Regions from separate parts of the Homo sapiens genome. Here region 2 is linked to region 1. A link is an interaction called in ENCODE POLR2A ChIA-PET data of the cell type or tissue named here. Cell type or tissue: MCF 10A. All regions are shown on one strand. Links, peaks and the distances in the headings refer to the core of each region. The heading gives the core; the rest is flanking DNA.

Region 1 (15,987 bases), core at 6,248-11,247:
TTGGTGTTGTTTACAAATAAAATGGACAGCAGCCCCTGACAAGAGGTTCATGGTCTTATAAGAAGACTTGAGGACATGAAAGCAAGCAAGGACTTGTATTAAATTATAAAGTACCCAATTATATAATGGAGGCTACAAATGATACAAGAATCCCAGGATGGGAGAATTCAAGATATGCTGGAGTCTCAAGAGAATCCTTTCCAGAAGAACTGGGAGAGGAAGCAAACTTTTCAGGAGGATACATGCAACATATATGGAAAGGAAGCAAAGGTTTCCAGGCAAGAGAGGAGGCAGAGGAAAGCCACAAAAGCAAGAAAAAGTATGATTACCAGCAAATAAATGAGCCCTAATACAGGACGTCAGGAGAGGCTGTACAGGCAGGGGGAGGAGAGTGGGAAAAATGAGGGTGTACAATCTGACTGGGGGAAACTGGAAAGATCTGGGTCTAGAGAGATTGGACTTGACTCTAGGCAGGAGAGAGCCATGATCGCTCCCTGTGCAGTACATCCACAGTGTGATTAAAGTCATTTGGGAAGAAAAGAGATTAGAGATAAGAACCCCAATCAGAGTTTTTTGCATTAATTCAAGTGTAATATGATGACATGATTATTTGAGTAGAAGTAGGGGAAAGAGACAGATCTGAGAGACTTAGTAAGCCAAAACTTGGTGACTGGTCTATATGACATGTAATGGACTGGAAAGAGTCTCAAGGATGATTCCAGAATTTCCTGATGGGAAGCCTGGTAGCATGGTGGTACCATCAACAGAAAGGGGAGCCAATTAAGAAGAAAATATCTATACTCCCCTTTTTGGCCCCTCCTTTTTATTGTGGTACAAGATATATAACATAAACTTTACCATCTTAGCCATTTTTAAGTGTGCAGTTCAGTAGCGTTAAGTATATTCACATTGTTGTGAAACTGATCCCCAGAACTTTTTCATCTTGCAAATCTGAAACTCTATTAACAACAACCCTCCCTTTCTCCCTCACCTCAGCATTTATGCTCCTTTTAAATAGACTCAATATTGCAGAATTTCAAGTAATCAGAAATGATGAGTTTGGACCTCGAATCTTATATTTATGAGATTTGCAGGCTGAAGCACATCACATGCTACATTCATTCATTCATTCAACAAATGTTAATTGAGTACCTGCTAGTAGATGATAATTGGGGTATGCTCTGGAGATAATAAGATGAATAGCATATGACTCCTGCTTTTAAGGCAGACAATAATAAATTTGGTAAAGAAGTTCCCACTAGTAGTGGAGACAGAATTGAAAAAAATAATCCCAGCTAGGTGGTATAAAGACTAAATCAGAAATGGGTTCAAGGCACAGTGGTCAAACAACCAATGATCATCAAACAATCCTAACTTAACTGGTGTCAGATGATGTTGTAATTATAAATGGTAAGAATGCAGGAGAAGAGAGTAAATTTCTTAATATTGGAAGTATGGAAACAAGAGATCTCCTAAGCAAGGAGAATATTACTAGGGTCAGAATGAATAATAGGTAAAAATATTTAAAACTGACATAAAAAAGACAAGTAACATTTGAGAAAACGCAACCCATATCTCAAAGATCATAAAATTGTTTACCTTTGTATATTCATTTAACATTTAATTCTTTCCCAATTTAAAGTTAGTGACTTTCCTCCTAATGCTACAAATTGTTAATTACAGGGAGCAAATTCACTTTAGAATAATTAGCTTTAGACAATTTGGGTGAAGTACACTTTTTTCCATAGAATAGGGATATTTAGACAGCATTTCATCACCGTACAACCCGTTACAGCTCATCTAGTTCCCTAGAAAGCATGTAGAAGGTGTTTTGGAAATTTGTTTGTGTAGGTATTTTTCTATGTTTCATTGATGCAAGGGGCTCTACTACCCTTTAATGTGGGAGGGCCGGAAATGCTAGCCATCCTGCAATGTGCAGGGTAGCCCCACACCACAGAGAATTGTGCTACCTCCAGCATGACTTTCTAACATGCTACACATTCGTGTAGGTGAAAAACCTCTTTGTGATTAACTTAGCCTACAGCCTAACTTCATTCTATATATAAATGCACTTTTTTGCACTATTTTAGTAAATACTGAATTTTCTAGGAATGCAAGTACACTGAAAATCCAAAGACAATTGTGATGTCTTGCTTGAAACTTTACCAATAGTTGTCTACCATTTTGGACATTCATTTAGAAAACTGCGTTACCAGCAGCATTGCCTCTCGTGGTATATGAGAATAACCAATACGAAAACGTCTTTAACAGTCTGCACTTTCAGCTGTTTGTTCCAAGTTATTCCATTTTAATTTACAAATATTTTTATGTCACCCTTATTCCAAATGACAAATTTAAAGAAAAAGTATAAACATAGCTTAGTCTTACTGCTCTGAAAACCAAAGTTATTCATTATAAGCATGTGCAAGTATCTGACCACTTTATTATGAGAAGTGGAGGTAACAGTGAGCTGAGATCACGCCACAGCACTCCAGCCTGGGTGACAGAGCAAGATCCTGTCTCAAAAAGAAAAAAAAGACCAACCAATCCAGGATCCCCCATGTCCTATCTGTGACCATGGATCAATTATTTAACCTCCTGTGCCTCATTGTTTACGGAATGAGTGACGAGTATTGAAGGTGACTCTTAAAGAGCCCGGCTCATAGAAGGAGCTCAGTAAAACAATCTTTACCAATTTCTCAATATTGAAAGTACGGAAACAAGAGATCTCCTAAGCAAGGAGAATATTACTAGGGTCAGAATGAATAATAGGTAAAAATATTTAAAATTGACATAAAAAACACAAGTAACATTTGAGAAAACACAGTACCTTTGTATAGGCACGCCTTTACCTATGGAATACAGGCAATTTTATTATAAATTACTTTCCATTTATTTCTTACTGATTTACAGATTTATATTATATTGATTTTGAAATTTTATGTTTGTTAAATTAGTTATGAATTTCATTTCACATGAAAAACTTGAGGCCTGGAGAGGTGATAGGTCTTACCCAAGTTAGCTAGCTATTTAGTGGAAAAATCAGAGAGAAGATTGTTTTACTGAGCTCGTCCCATGAGCCGGGCTCTTTAGGAGACACCTTCAATACTCGTCACTCATTCTGTAAACATGTACTGCATGTTCACCAGCGCCTGGCTTGTGCTAGGGCCTGATCTTGCCGAGCTGCACAGTTCTTGCCCTCAAGTGAAGGCAGACCAGAAAAAAATCAACTCTCATAAATGCATAAGTACATGAAGTGGTGGTGTTACAGAGAGGAGGAATCCAACTAAGCCTGTAGGGTTCAAGATCCTCTTCCAAGAGGAACTGACACTCAAGCTTCAATGGCAGGTAGGAATAAATGAGGTGAACAGGGAGTAGAAAATATTTCAAGCCGAGAGAACAGATAATCTTGGAGGAAAGTCCAGGAGACCATGGCACTCCTACAGAACACGAAGTACTTCAGTTGGTGTCAGCTGAGGGTAAGAACACAGAAGTGGTGGCAAATGGAGCTGGACAGAAGGGAAGCACACAGCTCATGGAGAGCCTGTTCTCCCTGGTCAAAGAAATTAAATGTTCCCTTGAAGTTCACAAAGGAAATGGTGAGGATTTTTAATAGATGTGTGACACCAGGTAATTCACTCTGGTGGCAGTATAAATTTTTAAATGGAACATTTTGCAATAACCCAGACAAGAAGTGAACTGGATTAAGGGAGTGGCCTTGGGTGGGGAGGATGAAATAGACAGCAATGATATAGGGGAAGCAGAATTCACAGAATTTGGTGACTGATGGAATTTTCCAGGTTGAGGGAGAGGGGAGACTTGAGAGTGACTTGCTACTGGCTTGGACAATGTGAATAATAAAACCCTTCACTACCGTGAACATGGAGGAGGAAGTGGGTAGTTTGGAGGGTGAGGGAGAGAAAGAGTGAGTGTGGACTGGGATATGCTGGGTACATGCATGGATGGGCATCCCGGTGGAGACACAGATCTGAACTCAGGAGGCATTTCTGGACTAGAGGGATTAGGGATGCTTATCTAAGAAGTATCAGCATAGACCGTCCCTCATTTAATCCCCACAACTGCCTTATGAAGCAGTTGTTATAGCCTTATTTGATAGACAAGAAAGCCAAAGCTTGCCCAGTCACAGTGTTGGAGAGCTAGGATTTTCTCCTTGGTCTGTCTGAGTCCAAAGCCTACACTGACCCCATGGGCCCTCCACATCAGGAGTTTTATGATTTGCAGTGAAGCATCTTCCATTATCGCAACCTGTTCTCCATAATGGTTGCATGGAGAAATACATCTTTCCAGAAATCACTATAAATGACTTCCAGGTTTCCCAAGAAATCTGGGAATACCTGATTGTCAGAAACAGAGCAGTACCTTGATATATGTGATAGCAAGACAATGGGAAGCCTCTGTTACTGCATTCTTGGAGTTCACATTACTAAGTTACAGCTCTAGACAAAAAGTGGGCAAAGGAGGGTCCCCCAGCTCTCCTTAAGGACCCCAGCATCCAGGAAAATGCCCTCGTTGTTTTACACAAAGAACAACCACCACCCTCAGCTAATGGGTAAAATCCACTTCAGATAATAAACTGCTGCATTTATTTGATATCTTATTAGATTTGCTTCAAAGACACTAAATCAAAGAGTGGCATTACTGTTCATCTCCTGAATTTCACATCAGGGAAAGAAGGGGGGGTGGGTAGGTGGATAACTGTACAGAGGACTTACTTGAAAGTCACAGATGGGCTTAATGAGAACAAAGAAATAAGCAGCCAGCAGGCCCCTGCCCTCCTGTGTCTGCACACGGCTCTCCCCGGCCAGGTGCTGACTCTTTCTGCAGCCCTAACACCAAGGAGGTTCAAGACTGATGGCAACACAAGGTCCAAATATCTATCACGTGCCAAAGTGAAGGAGTTTACATGTGATTAAAAACACTTTCACATTACCACAAGACAGCAATATGAACTGTGACCTAAAGCCTCAGCATACTCTGCCCCCATCATACCCCAGCCCACTCATGCCCTATGTTCTTAAAGAGCTCATGCAAAAATTCCCCACCTGGCTCCACTCATTCCAGGCTTAAACCATCCATAAGCTTCCTGGAAGCCTCAAGACTTGAAACACACCCTTGACCCTCAGCAGACTCATGACACTGGCCAGAGCTGCAGGGAGAAGCCCTCACTGAGAGCTCTGTGCTGACTCCCAGATGGCCAGTCCTTCCAGGACTGACCAGATGGTTCAGACAGCAAGGTCTCTCTGTCTGGACATACTAGTCATTTGATGAAAGTCAAAATATGTGATGGCTGCAGTCATTACCCAAGGCTTCTGTCATCATCGCATTCCCAGATTCTTTGGATTTGGCTGGGCAAACAGACTGGACAAGGCTCGGCTGCTGCTTTTGCTATTCACAGACACCACTTAAACTGAGTGATCCCCTTTCAAAACCTGCTCCCATGATCCAAATTCTTCTGGAAGATGAGATTTCTGGTTAAGCAAAAGTCAGCTGTGCACGGATGGTTTGAAAATTCTTCCCTCCCCTCATCTTCATGTACACCCATCATTGCCACGTCATTGCCCCTCCCAGACCCTTCCTTATAGCAGTCATTATCTATCCCACCAGGCCACCCTCCTGGGCTGGAAGATAGAAGCATGACCCATGACATGACTGAAGGTGCAGGGTCTTCAGTCTGGGCAGTTTAAACCATGATTTAACAGGATGTAGACAAAGAACCCTGCAGCTGGGGACTCAAGTTTCTTGCTCCAACTAAACCCAGAATCTGCCCTTTCCTAGTAAAGTAAACTGTAACCTGAATTTCTCAACTACAAAATTAGGACAATACTAGTCACTCTCTCTGTCCTGCTAACCTCTCATGCATAATGTGAGGATAAAATGAAAGTAGAGATGTGACTATGGTTTAACAAAGCGACTATGGTTTAACAAAGCCAAAAATATAATATACAGTATTATTACCAAGAGCAGATCACGTCCTCTGCACCATGTATCCCACCTAAGCAGGATTAATGTTTTTAACACTCAGTTTTTCCCACTCAAATATCAGATCCTTGGTTCTTATTTATTTATTTTTTTTAGAGATGGGGTCTTTCTCTGTCACCCAGGCTGGAGTGCAGTAACTCACTCATAGCTCACTGCAGTCTCAACTTCCTGGGCTCAAGTGACCCTCCTACCTTAGCCTCTAGAGTAGCTGGAACTACAGGCACGAGGCACCACACCAGGCTAGAACCTTGATTCTAACAGTCAGTAGTATCTGGAGGAAGTCTTTAACTGAACCCCATATGAAATTGACAATAAGACTTTTTGAGAAGACTGGACTGGTATTCTGTAATGAGAATTGTCTATTATTTCACTAGATATTCTAGACAATTGAACCTGGTCCTAAATTTTCTCCCCCTAAGAAACTAGTGATAACCTTCAACCAGTGTAGCTAAGATACAGCTGTTTCTTGGATCAGTTTCTTATTTCTTTACATCCTGAGCAGTCTATGTGCCAGGACATTTTCTTCTATTAATAAAGCCATCTTAGTTTGTGTCTCTGCAATTGCCCAAAGCAAGTCCCCAAGAACCAAATTAATATCCTGTGATAGCAAGCTCCATTTCCCTTGACTGTGCTCGGCACAACATGAGTTGCAGCTTGACGCAGGAATCGACATGGGGCCCTCAGCTCTGTGCTCCTCCATCATCACTTTCTTCACCTCAAAATGAGTCCCCATGATATGCCATACTCTGCATAGGACAAAGTAGTGCACAAAAGCAAATGAGGTTTTTCCCTTAGAGGAGCTTATACTCCACAGCTGAGTTTGCTAAGGAGGCTGGGTTCTCTTTTTGAGAGCTGGTCCATGGGGTTTGTTATAAACACCATCAGCAGAAAGAGCCACTTCCTGTTGGTATCTGGGTCTAACACAGATCCCTAATTGCCCAGAAATTTGGGTGCCATAACAATGGTGACATCTCCCCAGAAGTGGGCACAGGGGAGCAACTTAGGGTATTCCCATTTCATCACTTCCCAGGATTCCACTTCCAGAGATTTCTTAAACCTGACTCCATGGTAAGTCTCTTAATTACATCAATACTCCCTTTGAGCACCTCCTATGTGCCAGGCCATGTGCTAAGAACTTTGCAATTAATCCTCTTAACAACTGTTATATTTTTTTTCAACAAATGAGGGAAAAATGGCTCAGGAATATTAAGTAACAAATCCAAGCTCACTAGAGGCAAGTGCTAGTAGAGTCAAGACTCTAACCTAACCTGACTCCAGAGACTCCCCCCAGATTGAAGAAGGTGAATACAACACAGCCAGGAGGCTCCAACATGTTTACAGCAATGAGATTTTTCCTTTTTGATCCATCTGTGGCTGAGAACAGAATTGACTCCCTTCCAGAAAAATCTAGTCTGGTCTCTGTGACTTGGAAAAATAGTCAAGTGCTAAGTGAGCCATTCAGGACCCAAGAGGGTAAAATTAACAAGCATGACAGCAGCATTCATTTTTCAGTGTCAGCAATGTTCCAGGTGTAAGGAAGGACCCTAATTATTATCAGGCCACACACACGGTTTTCCTTCCTGCCTTGTGGCTCAGAGTGGTCGGCAAGAGCTACAGGCATCTTCCTGCCACATGAGTGGAGCTAGCGGAGGCCAAACGTCACTCAGAGACACCCAGGCCCCACCCCAGAGACTGACAGGAGCAACTACCACACTCAGTCCTCTCTCGGTTCCAGGAGCCACCATGTCCAAGCCAGTCCAAGCCAGAGAAAGGGGCCAGGCATGCCTCACGCCACCTCCCGAGATAGGCTTTGTTATTTGAATTTAAGGCCACCCCGAACTGCATGGCAGTTTTCTTAGTGGCCTTCCACAGAGCCACCTGTCTCAAGGCAGCACTCTCAGGGTTCTTGCTTCCTACAACCGAAGCTGGAAGGAGGAACCTCAGATTCCTTTATGGGTAGGAAAGAGATTGCAGAGAAAAACAGCCTCTTTGTGAAAGGCTGATTTGAAAAGGCATGCACAGATGAGTTAGAATCTGGGACTGTGTCCAGGTGGAAGTCTTGCCTGGAATTCCTAATGCATTCTTTCTGTTATTAAAATAATATAAGCAACCGGGGTGGCTTGTTGCTTCTCTGCATGTAGTCAATTTGGCTCATGCTGTGTGACCATTTAAAATCTGACCTCAAGTGGTGCCAATTTAAAAATCTTTTCATTCTGGGTATGTTTCCATTCCACACAACAAGCCCATGGCTATTCCCTAAACTATTTTCTCCAAGCAAAGAGTAACTCAGTAGAACCAAGCTTCTTGCCAGACGTGATGCAATCAGCCAAGCCACCCAATGTCTTGTGTCCCTGGCTCCACCCCACTTTTCTCCCCACGGCCAGCTGTCTGCTTCCAACAGGTCCACTTTTCTGGTCTGTCCTGTCTTTCCCTAGAGCACAGTCCTCCCTTTATTGTCAGGGAAGGTGTTTTCAGGTGGCTGGGTAGACATGGCATTTTCTCCTTCTCACACAGGGAGAGAAGCTCTGCCCTGCCTCCCCCACCGAGCTGTGAGTCATCAACACACAAGATGACAGAGTCTTTTGCAAAGATAAATGATGGAGGTGGAAGATCAAGATGTACCTAGATTTGCCTTCTAAGAGCTAGTTTGCAACTTCCTTTGACCTCTATATTCTCCCAAAGAAACATGAGGTAAAACACAGAAAAAGCATCATGTTTTTCCTGAGGCATTCAGCCTTCCAAGATGTAGCTAAGAAGAAAGATTATATATGTATATAAATCTATAAAACCCTTATCTTGGTAGCTCTGATTCACCCACTTGTGTTGCCAAAATAACCTATTCAGGCTTTTAGGCATCTGGAGAAGTGAGAGTCACCCCTGGAACTCCTAAAGACCAAAGAGATGAGCTCATGCAAAATCTGCCACCTCAGTAACCTGCAAAGAAGCATGAAGAAGCTGAACAGGCGGGGCTTGGTGGCTCACACCTGTAATCCCAACACTTTCAGTGGCCAACGCAGAAGGATCTCTTGAGGCCAGGAGCTCGAGACCAGCCTGGGCAACGTAGTGAGACCCTCTGTCTACAAAAAATTTAAAAATTATCTAGGTATGGTGGTGTGTGCCTATAATCTCAGCTCCTTGGGAGGTTGAAGCGGGAGGACCGCTTGAGCCCAAGAGTTTGAGGCTGCAGTGAGCTACAATCACACCTCTGCACTCCAGCCTAGGCAACAGAATGAGAACCTGTTTCTTTTAAAAGAAGAAGAAGAAGCAGAAGCTGAGGAGCCCAGCACCTCCGCCTTCCTGCCATCACTGCCAGTTCCTTTGCCAGGGCTTTCCTCTGGCCCTCTAAGGACATCCTATTTTATCTGAGGCTCAGAGCAGATGAAAACGCAATTGTAGCACTTACAGCATCCACATAGGAACAGCCAGTTGTCATGATCTCTGAGAGGAAGGAAATAAGATGGTGTTTTATTTTTAAGTAGCCCAAGAGATTTCAATGATGGCATTAAAATTTTAATCACAAACTCCTTAAGTTAGGGGGAAAAAAATTAAAAAGCCCACAAAGGACTCATTGTATAAGAGAGTTTCACCATTTGGAGTTCTTTTATAAATTTGTGTCAGATCACAATTTGCTGTCTGAGAAATGTAAATTAGTTATTAATGAGCCAAAATTCTAACATCAAAGGCTGTGCAGCCACATGCCAGGGAGAAACAAAGAGCTCTCCCAGCACCGTCAACTGCTCCCCACCCTGGCCTGAATGCGGCATTCATCCTGAGGCGCTTTACTGCCTTATTAAGGAGATCACTTTTCTCAAATGTGATGGCACAGGGCACCTGGATCATTAGCGTCACCTCCACCTGAGCACTACGTGACTGTCAGAATCCCAGGCAGTAGGCAGTGTGTGTGCACCAAAAGGCAGCTTTCCACAAAGCTGCGCCGAGGCCCCCTTTCTGCCTCACTCGCGCAGCTGACCGTTTTCAAAGCACATTTAATGTTTGCAGCATAGCCCGACCCGAGGGCCATGGGGAACGCGGGTCTGTTTTTGAAGTATTCACATACAGTCTTCATATCCGCAGCCCTTTTTATTTCTATTCCAATCAACAGCCTAGATATAAAATGCACACACAGAATGAAAAAGAAGGACAGTTGTTTTTGAGCCTGTGGAAATGGCAGTAAGAGTCATCTCACGGAAGTCCTGCAGGCATTTGGAAATATTCATTTATTCATTCTTTCAGCAGATATTGTCATGCTCCTGTTGGGTGCTGACAGTGGAAATATAATGATTAGCAGAATAGACAGACCCTCCCCTCATTGGGCTCCCTGCCTAGTGAGGACAGACTGAAGTAACTGCTCTGATAACTCTACAGACAGTGCTGAGGGAAACCCCAGAGGCATGGGAACCCACAGCAAGGGGTCCCTGGCCTCGCTAGGGGACTGGGAATGGCTTCAATGAGGAGACATTCAGGCTGAGAGCAGAAGGAAGAGAGAGAGTTCACTAGGCAGAGAAGCCTAACAGGGGAGAGGTCAAGGCTGACAGCATCCAATAAAGAGGTGAGAGTTGGAAGCAGAAAAATGAATGCCCTCCATGGCTCCCTGGCCTAGATTCCTTCTCTCTTCAGAGCGAGGCCCCTGACCTCCACTGCCAGGCTTGGCCGGGTTAGAATCTCTGGTTGTCCTTAACCAGAAGCTTGGAGCACCCTGGGTTCCCAAGTTCAAATGACTCAGCCTCAGGTCACACTCGCTGGTGTCCCTTTTCCCTCTATGAGATTCTCATTCCTATGATCCCAGATCCAGTAAGAAGGACCCACTGTACCATGGTCCCAATGGCCAGCCCTCCTGCCACAGCCAGCAGACTACCTGTCTGTTTCCTCCTGTTGTCTGCACTTAGTTTCCCTGTTGCCACGTTTCACCTGTCCTCTGGACGATCCCCACCCTTGTGAAACCTTCCTGATAGGCCATCTGCCTCAGGTGACTCCTACAAACCAGGACCATCACTTCCCAGCACAGGGTCCACCTACCTGGCTGCTGTCCTCCCACCACAGTGGGAAGGTCACTCCCAGGGTGACCCCCCAAACCCTCTGTCCCTACAGGATGAGTCAAGCTCTCTGCAGGGCAGATTTAAGGGTGGGGAAAGTGAAAGGGAGCTGAAGAGGAGAACAAAGCAGGCAAAATCAGTGTAGGAAGAAAGCAGAAAGTATCAGAGCCTCCGAGAGCAAGGCCCAGCTTGGTAGTTTCGCTGTGCGGGCTGAGATCTCTGGCCTGTGATCTGGGCTGTGCCTGCCTAGGCCTTGTCTCTCTCACTCTCCCATCCCCACCCTGACTTCTCACCCAGGACTCTATGTTTACCCATGTTGAATGTCTTTCAGTTCCTTCAACAGAGTATCATTTCTCTCACCTCTGGATCTTCGAAAATATTCTTTTCTGGGCCTGGAATTTATACATCCTCCACCTTACCTGTCTAATCCATCTTTCAGCCCTCAGCCTGGACAGCAGTCTCCTGCCCCCCAGCACATCCACCCTAAATTACCCTCTGAGATGGTGCCTTTCCTAGGCATCTCATATCTCCCTGAACTTCCTGTGCCAGGGATCTCATTCCACTCATTTCAGCTGTAGGGTTATTTGTCTCCTCTGCTAGAATCCAAGTTTATAAGATCTAGGACTGCTTTTTTGTTCACTTTCTGTCAATTTCATCTCGTTCCTGGTTACTGGGTGCTCAAACACACAGTAAAAACCCAGTAAATATTTGTTCCATGAGTCAGTTGATGAATATCCACACTAACATCTCCGTTTTTATCACCATCCAAGGAAGAAGCAGAATTCTCTTCCCTAGACCATGGCCCTGAATGAGGAGCATACACTACTGTCACCTGGGCACCCTCCTCTCTGAAAGTAGCTTGGGAACATGGCAAATGTGTAGGGGTGCATGGGCGCCTCCACTACAACAAGCAGAACCCAGGGTCTCCCTGGTAAAAGGGCAGACGGCAACCACTTAGCATTATTAGAGTTGACTTCTTCCAGCCTCACCCACAGGGCCTCCTTAGGCTATGTCCTTCCCTGAGCAATCTCAGTTCCAAGGCCTTACAGAAAATAAAGTTCCTTCCACTTCTATTCCTGGATGAGATTGCTGACATCCCCCCGGGCAGCCTCCCTGCACCACTGGGCTGAAACTTTCTCCCTGTTTTCAGAGGTACCTACCGTTCCTGGCACACTCAGCCACAAGAGGCTCCCAGAGCAGCCGTTCCTCCTCCCGCTCTTCATTCAAATACATTTTATACATTTTCTAAAGAAACTTCCTGTCATTTTCATCTCATTTATAACCTTCCCAAAGTGTGATTCACAGAACAGGCAACAGAAGGAGCCCGGTGAAGGAGGACTCCCATGGTCACATGAATTTGGGAAATAGAGCATGGGTTGTTCCCGTCTTGGACAGTCACAGAGCATAAAACTGCAAAATGTCCTAAAGGAAAGAATTCTGCCAAGAACTTGTGGCCCAAAAGGCACAGTTGGGTCAATCTTGAACATGTCCCTCTGCACCACATTCATACACAGCAATGACAGACAAAATATAAGAAAATAACAAAGGCATAGCCCAGCGCGTACACACACACACACACACACATACACACACAAAACCCTCAGTAAACCAGAAATGAAGTGGAAATACAAAGGACAGACCTGCTGGTCCCCTGTTCAGGATGCAGGCAATGGACTCAGAGAATTCCTCTCCTGTGGGACAGAGAGGACTCAAACCATTTTGTAAGAAAGGACAGACTCAGTTCTCTGCTCACCAAACATGTGTTAACATCCTGCAGACAAGTGTTTTGCAGAACACACGTTTGAATGTGCTGCCTTTGAGACTTTCTCCTCCATGCTTGCCAGCCCATGCTGGCCTCAAGGTTCTCGGATATCAGTAATTTGTTCCTATCCTCTACACCTTTTTTTTTTTTGTCTCACTAAATATCGGCCTTCCCAAAGCTTATAGGGAAAACGTGATTACAAGATTCAAAATGAGAGGTATTCTGTCTCTTTCACTCTCTCTCTTTCTGTCTATCTCTCCTCCATCATCAATGTCTTCTTAGGTACCCTCTGCCTCGCCTTCCACTTACCTCACCCCTGACATCCTTCACGCTTACTGATCTCCGTGACTGTTGCTCTAATAACCCCCAATGACCACACCCAGCAACATGCTTTCAGACCCCATTCTCTGTGATTCTCCAGTTTCCAATGCTGCCAAACGCCCTCCTGATGAACCTAGAGAATCCTTGGCTTCTCCAGTACTTTCCATTTCCTCTACCTGTCGAAATGCCTCAATTCTTTATTTTTCTTCTCCTGTCTCTGAGATGTTGGTGTTTCCAAAGTCTCTGCCCTGAGCCCTCTGCTCTTTCTCTCTTGTTTGCACAGCCATTCCCCTGCATTATTCTCCATATGCACACATCACTCAACACTACCTCATTGGCCTTCACCTTGCTCCTCGACATTTCCAAATACCCAGAAGTTTCGAGAAACTTGTGTTTCAAATACTGATCTGAAAATGGTGAGTTGGCTTTGATTTTGTTTCTGTTATTGTTTGTTGCGCTGTTTCTGGTGTGTTACAGTGGTCGGAGCACAGACACTGATTATAAAACACAGCTTTCCACTCTGTTTTCACTCATTTACTTGGTTGTATGTCCAAGCTCATGACTTCTTTTAAACGTATCAAAGCAGCCTGTCACAACCATGTGTCCTATTGAATTATTGACTTCTTCTAGTAGAGTAAATCAGTTTAAACATGTTAAAATTCCCATATACCAAGTATATCTGTACCCGAATGCAGCCACATTACTGAATAATATTAAATGTTTTGTTTTGCTGCTTCAGAAACAATTTTCAAATGCATTCCCTATATTTTCACATTTTCAGCTCATTTTAAACTTAATTACTATGGTTAGCTGAAATTTTTCAAGTCTATTTTTATCTGCTTCTCAATTTTCTCCTATCGCATTGGTAAAATTTGTTTAATCCTTTAAAGATTTTTGGTAAATATTTATATATTTGTGCATAAATGTCTAAAACCCTATTCGTTTGTATAAAGTCATAAGGATATATAAAATATATATATATTATATATATATATGACTTAGCCAAATATTTTAACTGTGCAAATCAAATTTGTTTTGCAATGCAAAGGGAGAAAAACACATCTTCCCTATTTGTCCTCTTACAATCAGCTGTCTACTTCTTCTCCAGAAAAGCAGCATGAAATTATTTCTTTCTGCTCCTCTCTTTTCAGTTGCTGCTGTCTTACCATCATTTTCCTAATAGCGAAGCTCCAACACCAGTGTTCTCTTACACCTCTCCTGCTTATTCACTGGCTCACCATAAAGCCCCAAACCCCTCAAAATCAACTGTGAAGCTCTTTCCACTTTGCCATCACGAAGTCTCTCTTCACATGGAAATAAGTGTTCCTCAAAATACTCCTCCAACCCAGAGACAGGGACCTGAGTCAGTATTAGGATTCCTGTAAGACCCCACATATACCCATCATACCTGAGCCCTCTGAAGAAGTACCTCGTTGTAAGAGACAGCATAAGAGATCCAGATAAGAGAAGAGAATAATATAAGATAAGAGAGTAATATGTTATGCGATGAGAACACATGGACACATGAGGTGGGAAACAACACACGCTGGAGCCTGTCGGGGAGTGGGGGGAGGGAGAGCATCAAGAAGAGTAGCTAGTGGAGGCTGGGCTTAATACCTAGGTGATGGGTTGATCTGTGCAGCAAATCACCATGGCACACGTTTACCTATGTAACAAACCTGCACATCCTGCACATGTATCCCAGAACTTAAAATAAAAGTTAATGAAAATAATAATAATAATAATAATAATAATATGTTCTGCATCTAGGCAAGAGGATCAGGGCACCTTCAATAAAGGAAAGTTCTGGATTTAAGCCTTGTAAAGAAAGCTTTATACCAGGTGCAGTGGTTCATGCCTATAATCCCAGCCATTTGGGAGGCCAAGGCGAGAGGATCGCTTGAGGCCAGGAGTTCAAGACCAGCCTGGCCAACATGGTGAAACCCCATCTCTACTAAAAATACAAAAATTAGCTGGGCATGGTGGTGCATGCCTGTAATCCCAGCTACTTGGGGAGGTGAGGCATGAGAATTGCTTGAAACCAGGAGGAAGAGGTTGCAGTGAGCCAAGATGGCACCACTGCACTCCAGCCTGGGTGACAAAGCTAGACTCTGCCTCAAAAAAAAAAAAAAAAAAAAAAAAAGAAAGCTTTAACCCACTCAATCATAGTGTGATGTGACTGGCATCAAATCAGTCAAACTTGGATAGTTGATTGAGAAAGGAATCCATCAGGATCACTCCATCCATATTCATCTGCTGTCATCCAAGGAATCCCATCATTATGTCACTGATTACCAGCAAAGCTTGTTCTTTGCTAGACATAGTTTTTTAGAATAGAAGCGATTCAGACGAGATGAAATATTCCATGGGAAAATTTGGTCCCCTTTGTCTACTGCTGCCTCGACTCCAGACTTTTGTAAGGTTTGATGATGAAAAATGTGATCTCTGGAATCAGATAGACCTGGGTTCATTTCTAGCCTGCCTCTGATATTTACCAGTAGGAACTACTGGGAAAAATCCTTAACATCATCACTACTGCTCCTAGTATTACTATTAGTAATAATTATTATACCAGTAGCAGCTAAAATGTGTTGAGTTTTTATTATGCACTCTAAAAATCTTCCCATCTGTGAAGCTGGACTAATAAAATCAACTTGAGAGTGTTGTGAGATAAGATGAGCCGTATGTGTAAATTGCCCTGCACATAGCATACAGCCAGGTGATAGTAGCTATCATTATTTTTTGATGTCCTTATCTGCAGGAGAGAATGTATTGTGTGCAGATGCACAGTCTCATCCCTTGAACAGCGAATTAATAAAGTGATCTTCTGGCTTGTTAATCAGCCTCTCAAGTGCCTGATAAGCTTTGCAA
Region 2 (10,327 bases), core at 5,328-10,327, 61 kb after region 1:
TGAACTCTAGCTGCCATGGTCTGCCTGGAAACATTTCAGCAGTCTGTCTTCTCAACTCAGGAAACCCACCAGTCCCCTCCTGGGTTCTTCCTTCCTATGTCACATCCTGAAAACTCTCTGAAGGCAGTAAACTGTGTAAATCAGAGGTGGAGCCACTTATCTACTTATCCATACAAGCTCATACATTTGTAACAGAAAAGACTACTTCCTCCATGCTGTTTGCGAAACGATATCCAAAAAGGAATAGATTCTCAACTAATTTTGCTGAACTGAAAGAAAATTGAGTACATCCTCCAAAGTAGAATAAATTAAGACCTCAGGGGATAATTTTCCTTGCTTATACTCCAAATCTCTTTCACATCCCTTTAATCTACCTGTTTATCAGGAGAATTCCAGAAGGTGGTCTGGTCCACATACATTTTATTTTGTTGTATTTATAATTAAAAGTTGGGTGTTTTTCCTTTCTCTTGAGAGTTAGAAACAGATGTTTTAACATCCAGAGGAAGCCCTAATATGTAAGCCCTTAAACTGAGAACATTATAATATTGCTGGGAACAGATAAATGTAAAAACAAAATATTTCAGCTCCCAGAAGTCCAAATCTGTGAGGATGCAAGTAACAAGAGGAACAGGAAATAGCATTACTATCACCCATAGACATTTCCCAGGATGTTTCAGAAAACTGGCATGACTTGTAACAACCAGTGATAATTAATTACTAAACACTACTGCTCACTGAAAAGTTGTAAGTTTTGGGGAAGAGAAATTTTCTTTCTCCAGCAAGTCTCCTTCTCTGAATACGACAGTTATCAAACCCATCACACCCCAGCAAGCAAAGGAAAGGATGCTTTGTTTTTTTTTTGTAAAGTGGCCTGGGTCCTCACACACGTGTCCTTTTTTTTTTTTTTTTTTGAGATGGAGTTTCACTCTTGTTGCCCAGGCTGGAATGCAATGGCGCGATCTCAGCTCACTGCAACCTCTGCCTCCCAGGTTCAAGTGATTCTCCTGCCTCAGCCTCCCGAGTAGCTGGGATTACAGGCATGCACCACCGCACACAGCTAATTTTGTATTTTTAGTAGAGACGGGGTTTCTCCATGTTGGTCAGGCTCAAACTTCTGACCTCAGGTGATCTGCCCACCTCAGCCTCCCAAGGTGCTGGGATTATATGTGTGAGCCCCCATGCCCAGCCACACATGTCCTCTTTAGAGCAGTGGTTGATCCATGGAGATGGCACTCTCCTTTGCTGCCTCATGGCACCACCATCAATTTCTCATAGAAAGATAAAACACTGGGGGCAGTGGCAATACTGTAGAATTTGAAGTCAGATGGCAGATATTCAAGTCCTGCTCAGCTGCTTATTCCATGTACAATGTTGAACAAAATTTCCTCAATTTTTGTTGGTTTTCTAGGGCTACCATTACAAAATACCACAGATGAGATGACTTAAACAACAGAAATTTATTTTCTCACAATCCTGGAGGCTGGATGTCCAAGATTCAGGTTCAGCAGGTTGGGTTTTTTCAGAGACCTTCCTCTTTGATTTGGAGGTGGCCACCTTCTCACTGTGTTTTCACACAGTCATCCTTTTCTCTATGTGTGTCTCTGTCCCGTGAAACTAGGGCCCACCCTAATAACCGTATGTTAACTTAATTACCTCCTCCAAGGTTCGATTTCCAAACACAGTCACATCCTGAGCCACAGGGGATGAGAGTTTCAATATATGAATTTTGGGAACACACAAGTCAGCCCATAACAATTCTCAAAGCCACATTTTCGCCAGACAAAAGGACAAGGCAACAACAGTTGTCTTGAAAGTTTATGTATGGTCAGGCACAATGGCTCACACCAGTAATGCCAGTACTTTGGGAAGCTAAGGCGGGTAGATTGCTTGAGCCCAGGAGTTTGAGACCAGCCTGGGCATCATGATGCCCAGGAAACTCCATCTCTCCAAAAAGTACAAACACTTAGCCAGGTGTGGTGGCATGTGCCTACAGTCCCAGCTACCCAGGAGGCTGAGGTAGGAGGATTGCTTGAGCCTGGGAAGTGGAGGTTGCCATGAGCTAAGATCTCACCAGTGCACTCCAGCCTGGGTGACAGAGCCACAACGACAACAAAAAAGTTTATGTATAAGAATATAGTGAGATTTTAGTTGACTTTATTGAAGTAAACATACAGAAAATATACTCAATGAGTTTTCATAAAGCGAACATGTTCAGTTGAATCTCCAACCAAATCAAGAAGGAAACCCCCTGTTGCCCCATTCCCCAGGGGGTAACCCCTACCCTAATTCCTAAGAGGATGGATTAATGGTGTCTGCCTTTGTTTATATTCTTTGTGTATCCCTTTTCTCACTCAGTGACGTTTGGGAGAGTCATCCATATTGTTACATGTCACTGTAGTTAGTTAATTCTCATTGCTACATTGTATTCCATTGCATGAATATGCCACAGTTAACTTATTCATTCTATTGTTAATGGGTATTTATGTTGCCTCCAGTTAGGGCCAAAATTATTGCCACTGTGAAAACTCTTGCACCTGTCTTTTGTTGAACATATGTACACATTTTTATGGGTACACACCTGAGAGGAGAATTGCTGAGTCATAGGGTTTGCACACATTCCACATTAGTAGATAATGTCAAACATTTTCTAACATAGTTGTATGAATTTATATCCCCACTGGAGGAGTATGAGAGTTCTAGTTACTTCACAAAAGGGCATGGTTATTTTTCATACAGAAAACATGGAAACAAGCTGCTAAACAGTAGGAAATGGTTAAAAAAAATCATGGTGTTTCCATGCAATGTACTAGAAAATAAGAATATTATTCTCAAAGCATATTTAAGAATATGGGGAAATGGGCCAGGTACAGTGGCTCACGCCTGTAATCCCAGCGCTTTGGGAGGCTGAGGTGGGCAGATCACTTCAGGCCAGGAGTTCAAGACCAGCCTGGCCAACATAGCGAGACCCTAACTCTACTAAAAATACAAAAATTTAGCTGGGCATGGTGGTGCCTGCCTATAGTCTCAGCTACTCAGGAGGCTAATGCACAAGAATCTCTTGAACTCAGGAGGGAGAGGTTGCAGTGAGCCAAGATTGGGCCACTGTACTCCAGCCTGGTGACAGAGGAAGACTGTCTCAAAAAAAAAAAAAAGAAAAGAAAAGAAAAAGAAAAAAGAATATGGGGAAATGATTAAAATGTATTAAATGAAAAAAAACAAGTTACAAAACACTGGTACAGCTTGTGCCAATGTTGTTTTTAAAAAATTAAGTGCATATATTGTATCTTCATTAAAAGAAACCAAATGTTAATACTGGTTTTCTCTGAGAGATTGGATTATAGATTTTTTTTTTCTCTTCATAGATTTCAGTATTTGTTCCTTAAAATATTCTAAAATGACCATTTACTGCACTTACAATTAATTAGGTAAAGGGCAATAAGTGTTAAATGATCCTGTCTTATTTCTCAGGTTACCCATGAGACTCAATAAGAAAATGCCCATGGAAGCCCTTTGGGAAAAAACCAAATGCTATTTGAATGTCAATTACTATTGCTATCATACCCAGTTCTACTGGACTGCTTTCCATCACTAGTTGAATAGAAAGTTTGAGATGCAGAGGAGCCAAGCTAACCTGGCCACAGGGGTGGACAGGTGAGCGAAGAGGGTCCAGGCTCCACCTCAGTGCTTCTCAACCCCAGCTGCACTTCAGAACCATCCGGACAGCTTTAAAAATATAGATCAACTGGATGGGAATTTCTAGCTATGGGACCCAAGCATCAGCATTTCCCAAAAACTCCCCAGTGAATTCCCACATACAACCAGGTTGAGAACTCCTATTCTGGTTGAAAGCAAGACTGTGCACTTTTAGGCACTATGTTGTCATTTGTTGAGAGTGAGGGGCAGGGATGAGGGTCTGGGATGGGTCAAGCCCTGAAAGAAAGCCTCAAGGGTCTGGATGTCCTCATGCAATCAGGCCAGTGCTGGGTGTTATAGCTTGACATTTGACATTTTCCACTGGGCAGGGTTGGGAAAATTAAAGTCTAAGGACACTCAGAAACTGCATCTGGTTCCCTTGGAGGAAACTTTCCTAGTCTATGTGGTATAGATAATAATGACAATGTACATTTCTAGAGCAGATTACAGCTATCAGTTCAGTTTCCTGGGCATTACTGAAACCACCCCATAAGCTTTATAAGATTAATCAGGGCAGAAGGGTGGGGGAGAAACAAAAATAAACCAAGTTTGCAGCACCCTTAACATGAATCATTAAGTCAACTTACTCTCTGACCTGCTTCCTAAAACTATGGTTGTTTGGTGCCTGTTGTCCTAGAATCATACAAGACCCTGTTACAAGATTACAGTTCCCCTTAACTCTTCTAAAGATAGCAACTTGAACATCATGAAAGTTTTCCCTTTGAGACATTCTTTCAGGTCTTATGCACTGATGAAACTACTACGTCAGTGGGTCTGAAGAACCCCACAGACTCCACTGGTCCAAGCAACCCCAAGAGAAGCTAACTCACAGAAGAACAAAGTTTCCACATCCTGATGATTTCATCCCCCTTGACCCGAGCAATCAACAAACCCAATTTTCCAGCCCCTGCCCTCCATGAATCTTTAAAAACCCTAGCCCAGAACTCCTTGAGGAGATGGATTTGAGGTTCACCTCCTGTGTCCTCGCTCAGCAATCTATGATCATTTCATTAAACTCTTTCTCTGCTGCATCTCTGCTGTCTCAGTGTGATAAGTCTGTTACTGTGCAGTGGGCATACGGACCTCTTGGTCCTATAACATTACTTCTCCGGGGCCTTGTAATCCTTTTCTCTCTCTTTTTTTTTTAAACATTGGTGGATATTTGCACCAACATTAGAAGCTTTAGTGAGGTATAATTGATGTACAATAAACTGTACATATTTAGGTATATAATTTGATACATCTTTATACATGTATACTCCTGTGAAACCATCACCCATTCTCAGTGAAATTATTCACAACCCCACAAACTCTCCTCCTGCTTCTTCATAATCATGCCATGTTTTCCCTACCCCCATCTCTGTGCAACCACCCATCTGCTTTCTGTTACTGTTGTATATAAAGTTTCAGTGCCGCAAAAGAAATAGCACTCGAATATAAAATTTTCTTTTAATTCTCAACAAGGCAAGGTACTTCTACAGAAGGATGCGCCCTACAGATGCAGCAATGGTGAGCACACACCTGGACAAGGGAGGGAAAGGGGTTCTTATCCCTGACGCACGTGGCTCCTGCTGCGGTGTCGTTCCCTTACTGGCTAGGGTTAGACCGCACAGGCTAAACTAATTCCGATTGGCTAATTTAAAGAGAATGATGGGGTGAGTGCTTTGGAGGGAAAAAAAATGGTTATGCAGGATGGAGAATGAGTCAGGGCAGAGCAGGTAGCAGGTAATCTGAATGAGTCAGGGCGGAGCAGGTGATCGGAATGAGTCAGGGTGGAGTAGGAAATCGAAAAGGGTTGCTTTACGAGGAAGTTACTTTTAAAAGTAAAAGGCAAAGAATTGAACACACTGACATATTAATTCTATGAAAAGAAATTTAGAACTCATATCTAACAGTTACTAATGATTAGTTTGCATTTTCCAGAATTTTATATAAATGGAAATATATAGTATTTGTGTCCTTTGATGCACCATAATTATTTTGAGATTTATCTATGTCGTTGCTTAATCGTATTCCATTGTATGGAGATGACACAATTTATTTATCCGTTTTCCTATGGATGGACATTTGAGTTATTTCCAGTTTGGGGCTTTTACAAATAGAGCAGCTATAAATATTTGTGTCCAAGTCTCTGTAGGGATATATGCTTTCAATTCTTTAGACACCTAGAAGTGAAGTGGCTGTCATATGGTAAGTATATGTTTAACTTTTGAAGAAACTACCAAATTGTTTACCAAAGTAGTTGTACCATTTTACATTTTTCACAAGGAGGGCATGAGGTTCCAGTTCCTCTAAACCTTTATCTACAACCAGTATGGTAAGTCTTTTTCATTGTATCTATTCTTATAGGTGTGTAGTAATATCTCATTGTGGTTATTTCCTTAACGGCTAATGATAAACTTCGACCTTGATCTCACATTCTGATATTGTGATTTTTATTAAGAAATAAGTATATTTTGGTCTTCCTCCCCAGTTCCTGCCACAAAGATTCTAAAACCCTTGTAATTTCCTGAGCAATAGGGGTGCTAGGTGCAGCTTTTTTTCTCATTTTGATCTTTGACCTTGGTTCCTGACACAGAGATCTTAATCTTTTGGAATTTCCTGGGTGGTAGGAGTGTCTTTTGTTCTAATGAGGCAACTCTTGGTGGGTTCCTGGATGGGGGCTGGTCACCAGAAAGACCAAGCCACAATTAGAAGCTTGAAACTTCCAGCCCCACCTCTCCTCTTCCAGGAAGGGGAGACTGAGTTAATAATAGGTCATGCCTATGTGATGAAGCCTCCATTAAAAGCCCTGAACTATGGGGTTCAGAGAGCTTCCAGGTTGGTGAACAAGAACACATCTACGTGCCAGAATAGTAGTGCACCTCAACAACATGGACAGAAGCTCCTGTACCCTGGACCCTTCCCAACCCTTTGCATATCCTCATCTGGATGTTCATCTACATCCTTTAAAACATCCTTTGTAATAAAACAGCAATAGTAAGTAAAGCGGTCCCCTGAGTTCTATGAGTCATTCTAGCAAATGACTGAACCTGAGGAAGGGGGTCATGGGCACCCCAGTTTATAGCCAGTGGTCAGAAGTACCAGAGGCCTTGGGGTCGGTCGGGGTGGCTCACACCTGTAATCCCAGCACTTTGGGAGGTTGAGGTGGGCGGATCACTGGAGGCCAGGAGTTCAGGACCAGCCGGGCCAACATGGTGAAACCCCGTCTCTACTAAAAATACAAAAATTATCTGGGCATGGTGGTGCACACTTGTAGTCCCAGCTATTAAGGGAGGCTGAGGCACGAGAATCACTTGAACCCAGGAGGTGGAGGTTGCAGTGAGCTGAGATCGCGCCACTGCACTTCCTCCTGGGCAACAGAGTAAATGAGATGCCGTCTCACAAAAATAAATAAAATAAAAAAATAAAATAAAGGAACTACCAGAGGCCTGGACCTGCAGTTGCCATGGGAAGGTGGGTAGAGAGGTGTCAGGGTTTGGGGACTCAACACTTAATCTGCGGGATCTGACTCTAACTCCAGGTAGTGTCAGAATTGTAGGACACCCAGTTGGTGTCCACCAGAGAAGTAAATTAATGTGTGGGGAAAATCCCCACATATCTGTTGACAGACGTCTTCTCTGTTGAGTATTGATAATATAACAGGAGAAATCAGTTTGTTTTCTCCTACCGCACACATATGATATCCAACTATTAACTCGAAAATAAATTATAGACCTAAATGTAAAGAAAAATAAAGCTTTTAAAAGAAAATACACTTGCAAAACACATTTGCAACCTTGGGTGGGCAAAGATTTCTTAGGATGGGACACAAAAGAAACAATAATTTATAAACATTTATACATTTATACATTATACGTTATACATCTGTGAGGAAACACAGACTGAAAGTGACCAAGTGACTTAAGATGATACAACTAGCAAGTAGAAAGTCTATGCTTGAGTCTGACTCTAGCCCAGTGTTTTTCTGTGGCATGCCTGATAAGCAGACAGCCAGCAGTGTCCCGTGAGGAGAGCTGGGGGTGAGTGGCTGGGCATGTCGGGGCATCACCCAGAGACAGCCACATGTAAAAAGGGATGAGGTAAGAGGTAGGGATGGGAAAGTCTAAGCAAACCAGGGTCAGGAACACACTGAAACCAAGGAGCACACAGACACTGACAGGCTGGGACACAGCTGAGGCTGGAAGCAGGTAAGTGGCATGGGGACCAGAGGTCAGTGCAAGTCACCGGGCAACATCCAGACAAGAGATCCCAAGTGCAGACTCGGAGACTGGCTCACCCACAGAAGCAGAGAAAAGAATGATGGCTACCAGGGGCTGGCTGCAAGGAGGGCTGGAGCAAAGTCAACCAAAGAATACAAAATTTCAGACAGGAGGAGTAAGTTCAAGAGACCTATGGTACAGCATGTGACTATAGTTACTAACAATATATTGAATTCTTGAAAATTGCCAAGAGAATAGATTTTAAGTGTTCTCACCACAAAGAAGTATGAGAGGTAATGCAAATGTTAATTAAATCAATTTAGCCATTCCACAATGTATACATATTGTAAAACATGTTGTACATGATAAATATATATCATTTTACCTGTCAATTTATAAAAGAAGACATGTTTAATAAATGCACTTGTGAAAACTGTCTCCAAAAAAAAGGAATTAAAAAAAAAAAAGACAGTAAGGACAAAAGCCAATTTTTGGTCAAAGAGAGGAACCATAGCCCTATGCTGGAGAGAAGACAAGTAGATCAACACAACCAGAAAAAAATCAGAGCCAGGCACAAGCCCTTACAGCGAAGGTGGCAGAGACAAGAAGGAAGCTGCCTTGCTCCACCATCGAGCCCACCCCAGCAGAGGTGGGGCAGGGATGGGAGGGTGTGGGGCGGGTCTCAGCAGCCCACCCCAGGGAGGTGATCATCAGTTTCTCTTGGAGACTGAGACATAAAAAGTCACTGGTGGGAGTTGAGGGTCAAAATGTGATTTATTTGGCATCTTTACTTTCAGTTCCCAACTTCTGTTTTAATTGTACCTTGATTATGTAGCCTTGAAATGAATACCTGAATTTTTTTTAATCCTACTTATCTTAATGCTTTCAATCACATCATCGATCTCACTAATCAGCAGCCTCAACCTGGTGCTTGATTGTGTTGTTTTACAGATCCAGGGGTAATTCTGAAGCCAACAGAAAGGTCCAAATCACCTCTAAACCTGACAAGAAATCACTCTGTGCCATTCTCCTATAAGAAGATTGGCATTGCCCATCAAGGAAAAGATGCAGAGGGTGAAGGACATGGTGGAGGAGATTTCTAAAATGCAATGACCCGGCCCAGCTGGGCGCAGTGGCACATGCCTATAATCCCAGCACTTTAAGAGGCAGAGGCAGGTGCACCACTTAAGCCCAAGAGTTCGAGACTAACCTGGGCAACATGGCAAAACCCAATCTCTATAAAAAATACAAAAATTAGCCACACATGGTGGTGCACACCTGTAACCCCAGCTGCTAGGGAGGCTGAGGTAGGAGGATTGATTGGACCCCGGAGGTCAAGGCTGCAGTGAGCTGCGGTTGCACCACTGCACTCCAGCCTGGGTGATAGAGCGAGACTCTGTCTCAAAAATACAATAAGGCCAGGCGCAGTGGCTCATGCCTATAATCCTAGCACTTTGGGAGGCCGAGGTGGGCGGATTGCCTGAGCTCAGGAGTTCGAGACCAGCTTGGGCAACATGGTGAAATCCTGTTTCTACTAAAATACAAAAAAGTAGCCATGTGTGGCGGTGTGTGCCTGTAGTCCCAGCTACTTGGGAGGCTGAGGAAGGAGAATTGCTTGAACCCAGGAGGTGGGTGTTGCAGTGAGCCAAGATGGCGCCACTGCACTCCAGCCTGGGTGACAGAGCGAGACTCCATCTCCAAAATAAAATAAAGTAAAAAGTCTCAAATTGAACATTCCAGGTACTTTAACCTCCAACTTCCTTTACATACAGTTAATGGGTCATTCCATTTGAATTACAGATTCTATGGTTTACTCAAGTACAGATAACCTTTGATTCCACATGTATTATTTCTTTCAATGACTTACTATGTTTTCCATTGATTAAAAAAAAAAACTCATCATTTTTTATGGTTGCACAGTATTTCATGGAGTATATGTGCCATATTTTCTTAATCCAGTCTATCATTGTTGGACATTTGGGTTGGTTCCAAGTCTTTGCTATTGTGAGTAGTGCCACAATAAACATACGTGTGCATGCGTCTAAAAAAAATGATGAGTTCATGTCCTTTTTAGGGACATGGATGAAGCTAGAAACCATCATTCCCAGCAAACTATCGCAAGGACAAAAAAACCAAACACCGCATGTTCTCACTCATAGGTGGGAATTGAACAATGAGAACACTGGACACAGGAAGAGGAACATCACACACCGGGGACTGTTGTGGGGTGGGAGGAAGGGGGAGGGATAGCATTAGGAGATATACCTAATGTAAATGACGAGTTAATGGGTGCAGCACACCAACACGGCACATGTATACCTATGTAACAAACCTGCACGTTGTGCACATGTACCCTAGAACTTAAAGTATAATAAAATATATATATAAACTTACTCTAATTGGGTAACACTTGACCTTAAAAGTAAGGCACG

What was found. ChIA-PET counts read pairs that join two places held together with the same protein. Peaks named below come from ENCODE experiments on the same cell type or tissue, not always from the same donor. Only the 100,000 strongest peaks of a DNase experiment are listed, where the experiment ranks them.
Region 2: POLR2A ChIA-PET joins it to region 1 with 12 read pairs; 3 of 35 experiments call an interaction of 5 or more read pairs at or near these places.

Annotation. Positions count from the first base shown.
Region 1 is chr13:40,264,061-40,280,047 of GRCh38, forward strand. No RefSeq gene overlaps it. Among named protein-coding and RNA genes, the nearest start is that of LINC00548, 52 kb to the left of the region's middle. In MCF 10A, for the core only: no CTCF peak of the experiment used is centred there; DNase peaks (open chromatin) are centred at 8,051, 8,541 and 8,841.
Region 2 is chr13:40,325,700-40,336,026 of GRCh38, forward strand. No RefSeq gene overlaps it. Among named protein-coding and RNA genes, the nearest start is that of LINC00548, 110 kb to the left of the region's middle. In MCF 10A, for the core only: no CTCF peak of the experiment used is centred there; DNase peaks (open chromatin) are centred at 5,432 and 7,742.